2 separate regions of the Mus musculus genome follow, and region 2 is linked to region 1. A link is a contact called in ENCODE Hi-C or POLR2A ChIA-PET data. All regions are on one chromosome and are shown on one strand. Each heading gives the region's core, a stretch centred on a gene start or an enhancer-like site at or near the end of the contact. The rest is flanking DNA. Distances are from core to core; before and after follow the strand shown.

What was found. A loop is a pair of places that touch in the nucleus more often than their neighbours do. ChIA-PET counts read pairs that join two places held with the same protein, here RNA polymerase II (POLR2A).
Region 2: POLR2A ChIA-PET joins it to region 1 with 26 read pairs in embryonic stem cell. The contact joins the promoter of Isoc2a here to the promoter of Rpl28 in region 1. A Hi-C loop is called at or near these places in 1 of 37 maps with a recorded cell type or tissue (mouse trophoblast stem cell). POLR2A ChIA-PET finds 5 or more read pairs at or near these places in 5 of 5 experiments (Patski and embryonic stem cell).

The regions. Positions count from the first base shown.
Region 1 is chr7:4,791,392-4,794,703 of GRCm38, reverse strand. Rpl28 (ribosomal protein L28) reads right to left here and starts at 1,739. Exons shown (of 5, transcript NM_009081.2): 1 at 1,706-1,739; 2 at 1,295-1,383; 3 at 1,078-1,201; 4 at 522-640; 5 at 157-286. The coding sequence starts at 1,375. The coding sequence ends at 197.
Region 2 is chr7:4,875,258-4,878,569 of GRCm38, reverse strand. It overlaps Isoc2a (isochorismatase domain containing 2a), which reads right to left and starts at 1,517. Exons shown (of 6, transcript NM_001101598.1): 1 at 1,377-1,517.

The DNA of each region.
Region 1 (3,312 bases), core at 490-2,989:
CCGCTCTCACTCCTGTTGGTACCCAGATGGCCCTGAACAGCTTCTATCCCCAACAACCCTCACTCCAGATGAACAAGTTCTAATAGCTTTGATAGCACAACTAAAGACAGCGCAGAGCCACAGCTCAATGAGCACAAAACATTTTGGAGGCCTAATGGAAGTCAGTGGACTCTTTATTGCTTCGGGCGTGTGGGGCTCAGGAGCTCTTGGTGGGGCGGGTCCGTTTCCTCTTCACCACCACAGGCTTCTGGCTTCGAAGGATGGCACTGGCCCTGCGGATGGCCGCCTGAGGACAGGACAAGGAACTTAGCTCACAAACTCAAAAGACACTCCCATTTACTGCTGCTTGTTTCCTAGGACTCCGGGGAGGCAGGGTGTGTGTGTGTGTGTGTGTGTGTGTGAGTGATCAAAAGTCCCGAGTCTAGCTCCAGCTAGGCAGAGCCAAGCACCCAGGCCTGCATGCAGCCCCTCAGGTTTAGTACCAGCTGCCCCCCTGCCTTAAGTACCCATCCATTACTCACCATACGCAGATCAGGGCGGTACTTGTTCTTTCGGATCATGTGTCTGATGCTGCTGAGGGTAGCCCGAGCATTCTTGTTGATGGTGGTCCTCACATAAGAAGTGGCAGGTTTTCGCTGACCTGGTAAGGAAAGCCTAGGAATCAGTCCATCTGCATGAGCCCTTCAGAGCATCTGCCTGATGGAACACAGAGCCTCTCTGAAGACCATGCTCACCCCATCTTCCCTCCAGCCCATTCAGTACATCCCTTAGGTGACTGTCACAGGTAAGTCTTAAAGCCCGGGAAAATCCCATCCCTCTTTAGGAACCTCCCAGATACAGGAGGGACATAGCGCATGCACTTAATCCAAGCACTCAGGAAGCAGAGGCAGGTGGATCTCTGAGTTCTAGACCAACCTGATGTAGAGTTCCAGGACATTGAGGTCTACATAGAGAAACTGTACTTAAGTTTCTCTCTACACTTCTTAATTTAAAGATCACCTTACACAGCCGGGAAGTCAGAGGAAGGGCAGTTCTGGACCCTGGAAAAAGGGAGCGCTATCGTGTGCAAAGGCTCACCGGATCTGCGTTTCATAACTACCACGACCCCTTTGCCATCGGCGGCCGGCTCCACTCCGACGGTCTTGCGGTGAATTAGCCCGTTGTAGCGGAAGGAGTTTCGGGCTTTCAGATTATTTGGCTCCTGGGGAATAGGTGTACACGATGTTAAGTTAAGGCCCGGAGGCTCCGATACGCAAAAGAGCCACAGTGCCCCTCACACGCGGGCCCGACTCACCGTGCTGTACGTCTGCTTATTCCTCTTGATCAAGAAACTGGAGCAGTTCCGGACGACCATCCACTGCAGATGCGCGGACATGGCGGCGGCTGGGGAGAAGCCGGGGGGGGGGGGGGTGTGAAAGATGTCAGAAAGAAGCAGGCCGTGGACAGGCGGCTGGGTAAGCGGCAGCACCGTTGGGAAAAAGCGAGCAAGAGCTTTACACGGCCGAGGAAAGGGTGAGCAAAGGAGGCAGGCCGAGCTAACACCGCGGAGACTTAGAAGGGGGAAGGGACGCTGAGGCCCCACTTCCGGTGGGGAATGAGGGCAGCGAATGGTGCTTGGGTACAAGGAGAGAAAGCCCAGGCAGGAGACCGAGGCCGTGGGAGCGAGATGGCGGCCACGCGGGACGGACAGAGGCCTCACACTCACCTCCTCTCCCTATGGCGGCCGGAGACGGAAAGAGAGACACGAGAGGCGGGACGACACCTTTAAAATGGCAACGCATTTCCGCTTCCTCCCGTGGCGCGCCTGAACTCGGCTACCCAGCTTCCTCTGGGCCTTGGGTTCCGCCTCCGAGTCTTTTTGACTCGGGAACCTTCGGAGCTCTTCGTCTGAAGGTCCCGGCGAGTTCTCGCGGTGCGTACCGTGATGAGGCGCCGGGGTGGGGTAGGAAGTTTTCGGAACTCGGTGACTCGGTTTTCGTGAGGATCCAAAAGCAGAGAGAGTTCCTAGAGCTATGTTCCCATCGCATCACCCTGATCTGTTCAGTCTGCACTTAGCGCATGGTGGGCACTAATACATATTTTGAAAAAAAAAAACGGTTTTGCGCCCTTGTCTAGTAGATTTCGAGGTGGGATCCTCCAGCCTCAGCCTGTGGATGCAAATATTGAGGATTCCAGATCTCACATTAAGTGGAGCTTAATTGATTTTAAGATTTATTTATTTTTCCCGGGCGTGGTGGCGCACGCCTTTGTTGGATACTCTGAAACTAAAGTTACAGATAGTGCCTACTGAGAATTGAACCACTGTTGTCTGGAAGAGCAGCCAGTGCTCTGAGCCGTCTCTCTCTCCAGTCCCAACTTATTTTTTTTTTTTTTTTTGTAATATGTATGAGGGCTTTCTTAATTTCTTAATTTCCTTTCTTTTTAAGCCTGGATATATATATGAATGCTATGTGCCTGCCTGGTGCCTGGATTCAATTAGACAGTTTTTGAGCCACCATGTGGGTGCTGGGAATAGAACCTGGGTCCTCTGGAAGAGCAGCCAAAACTCTTAACCACTAAGTCATCTCTGCAACTCCTTTTTGTTTTGTTTTTTTGTTTTGTTTTGTTTTGTTTTGTTTTTGTTTTTTTGAGACAGGGTTTCTCTGTGTAGCCCTGGCTCTCCCTGAACTCATTTTGTAGACCAGGCTGGCCTCCAACTCAGAAATCCTCCTGCCTCTGCCTCCCGAGCGCTGGGATTAAAGGCGTGCGCCATCACGCCTGGCTTCAGATTTATTAATTTTAATTATGATGTATGTGGGTGTTGTGTTAACATGTAAAATGCAAAGTCCAAAAGAAACCGTTGATCCTGAGAAACTAGAGTTTCAGGCAGCTGTGAGCTGCCTCATATGAGCTGGTAACCAAACCCAGGTGCTCTGCGAGAGCAGCAAGTGCTCTTAATCACTGAGTCCTCAAGACTTGTTGTTTAAATGGATGCATGAACTATTTTAAAGATTTGCTCTGGCGTGAAGTCTTCAGATGGCAGATGGTTCCATTACTCTTCTTGACCGTGTCCCACACAAACACCAGTGCCCAATGAACCATTTTCAGACCTCTCTAAAAATGTACTGCTGCAGTGTTAAATACCTATTCTTTCATGCCTGGTTCTGTCTATGCAGAAACATTCCATGTCTGTCCTCAGCAATACCTGGCCAATCCCGGCAGCTTTTCTTTATAAGTACACTGTAGCTGTCTTCAGACACGAGAAGAGGGCATGCGATCTCATTACAGATGGTTGTGAGCCACCATGTGGTTGCTGGGAACTGAACTCAGGAC
Region 2 (3,312 bases), core at 268-2,767, 84 kb before region 1:
ATGGAGCCTGAACCAGCCATCTCCTGTAATCAGGCAAGACTTCCAGTGGAGGGATTAGGATACCAACCCAGCCACAAAACCTCTGACCTACAACTTGTCCTGCTCACAAGATGTGTTGGGGTAAAGGTGGCCCAGAAATGGTGGGAGTAGCCAGCCAATGACTGGCCCAGCTGGAGACCCAAGCCACCAGAGGGAGCCCAACCCACTACCTGGGAGGCTAGATAGCCCAGAGACCTAGGATAGAACCAAACACTCCTGGCAGCAATAAATATTTTTTTTAAAATTGAGATGCCTAATGGTATAGATTGGTGCTTGGCCCAACTGTCATCAGAGACACTTTATCCAGCAACTTATGGAAAGAGATGAAGAGAACCACAATCAAAACATTAGGAAGAACTTGGGGAGTCCTGCAGAAAAGAGGGGGAGATTGCAGGAGTCAGAGAGGTCAAAGACAACAAGACAACCCACAGAATCAACTAACCTGGGCTCATAGGGGCTCACAGGGACTGAACCAGCAACCAGGGAGCCTGCACGGGATTGATATAGGCCCTCTACATATGTGTTTGGGTTGTGCAGCTTGGTCTTCTAGTGGAACTCCTAACAGTGGGAGAGGGGCTGTCTCTGACTCTTTCCTGCTTTTGGGACCCTTTCCTCATCCTGAGCGGCCTTCTCCAGACTTAATACTAGGGGAGGTGCACAGTCTTACTGCAATTTGATGTGCTATGTTTGGTTGGCGTCTGAGGGCAGGCATGCCCTTTTCGGAAAAGAAAGAGCAGTGGAGGGAAGGAGGGCTGTTGGGGAGGGAGGGAGGAGGGGAAACTGCAGTCGAGATGTAGTATCTGAGAGAATAAAAAAGAAAGAAAAAGTTCAGGCCAGCTAGGTATGATCTGCAGACGAAACGGAACCTGGGTGAGAGCTGGGACAGAAAATAACCAATCTAAGGGAGACAATGAAAGAGTGGAGGTGGGACGCGCGTGTGAAAAGTGAAGAGGGTGTCTAGACTGCAGAGAGATTTCGGGACATCGTGGGGGTCCTGGAAGGAGGCCTCAGCTCAGTAAAGGAAACCTGTCTTAGGCTGGGGTAAGTGACCTCCTGCGGACAGACTGGGGATGAGGTTGCTTAATTGGGCAAGTGGTTACTGCACACCACTACAGGAACCCAGATTTCTAAGCTCTGTGTCTCTGGGACGCTTTTCTTCTTGGAAGAAATGGGCGTGAGAATCGCCCACTCCTGGGGCTGATACAAAACTTAGCTCTGGAGAAGCTTGAAGTTCCTCCCTGATGATCCATCCTGAGACCAACTGGAGCCCCTCCTCAGCTGGACACCCCGCAAACCTTCCGTTTCCTCCGTCTGTAAGGACGGGCAGTTGGACTTACCCGGCGGTACCAGGTTCGAGTGCAGCAAGTCCCTCCACTAGGTCCCTTCAGCGCACTCTCCCCCACTGGACTGTCACTAGTTCCGGGCTGGGTCACCGTTTTGCCCACTTTGGACACGAGGTCTGCTCCCCTTACGTGTCTACCCCTCCCTCCCGAGCAGGCCAATCAGCTCGCGCCTCGGCTGCGCCCTGTAAGGGGGAGGGGCGGCTAAGGCGGGTCAGTCATGAGAATCTGATTGGTCCGCAGAAGCCTAAGGGGTGGAGAGATAGCGCACAGAACCAATGAAGAGCCGATGAGGGCTTGAGAGGCGGCCTCTGCTGAGAGCTCAGATTCTAACTGGGAATGAAGGTAGAGGTTATCAGGTTGCACCTTGTATTATTGCTGCGCCTCACAGTTACAACCTGCCTTTCTTATCTGAGCTAAAGGTACCTGCACCATCGTGGGCTACACACTGAAAGCCTGCTCCCTGAACCCCACTAAAAGACTGGCTTGCAGGGTTCAGCAAGGTCTGGACCTGATTTCTGTAGAAATCTCTAGAACCCTTATTTTGGAAGAAGAGAACTGAGTCCTGCAACTTGTCTTCTGACCTCTGCAGACCTGATGTGGCGCAGGCACGTATGCAAAGACAGAAACACACACACCACAGAATAAATAGATGGGAAAAATTAAGTAGATACAAGCAGGCATGCCATTGATGAATCTCAGGATTCCATGGATTCTACAGAGGCCAGGCTTCCTGTTCCCAGGAGTCATTTGGGCCTCAATTTCACCCCTCTGGAGGGAGCTCTGGAGTAGGGTGTGAGCCTGGAGGTGAAGTGATTGACCTGTGGCCTGGAGGTACTGGCACCCCTCTCAGAGACAGGATCCCTCTCTTTCCAGCCAATGCAACCCCCTCCCAAGTCTCCATTTAAAAGCCCTCAACATTCATCGCTGAGGTTGACTCTGCCTAGTCTCGCCTTGCTAAAGAGGCTTTTGTTCCCCTAATTGGCTATCTATCTCCAGGCACTTTCCTCTGCCTCTGCACCCATACACTGTCTGTTTTATATTCAGGCCCAGTTATGTTTTAATTGGTCATGTAGGAGACGCCCAACGAGCACCCTCCCCTCTTGTCTGCACTTTGTCTTTCTGTATCAGTTCTTAACCAGCAAGCTACAGGCTCCGGAGTCTACCCATCTACCCCATAAGACAAGCACGGTGTTAGGGCTCACCCGCACTCCCAGGGTGACCTCTCATTCTGGAACCGTCAGCCATCCAGTCCTTTGCACACTTGAGGAGTGTGCTCTGATCTGTATTTCTACTTCAGAACATTCAGCCGTGCATCCTAGAGCCCGTGCAGTCCCTCGGGGTCTCTCAACTGGGCCCTGAGATCTGTACGCAGTGAGACTTCTGTTTATACATTCCCTGGGGCTGCAGCCCAGGGACACCTGGTCCCCACAACTGGAGGCCCTACTGCTGGAGGTTCCTATATAGCCAGATTTTCAGAGTAGATGGCAGGAGGCCCCAAGGCTAGGTTCCAGCACTACTGGCATGCATTTATTGTATAACTACTGTATACTAGGCCCCAGAACTCAACACTGAGCAAAGTCAATGAAAGTTCCAGAGGCTGTCTCTAGGGCAGTGATTCTCAACCCGTGGGTCGAAACCCCTTTGGGGAGGAGTCAGTGACCTTTCCACTGGGGTTACATGTCAGATATTCTGCAAACCAGATATTTACATTACAAATCATAACAGGAGAGAAGTACATTTATGAAGTAGCAATGAAAATAATTTTATGGTTGGGGATCACCACAACATGATGAACTATATTAAATGGTTGTAGCATTAAGAAGGCTGAGGACCACTGCTCTATGTATGGGCTAGCAGGAGGTAAAAAGTGGCCCAATTAACTCTTTTAAGATTTTTTTTGGGGGGGGGAGTTTCGAGACAGGGTTTCTCT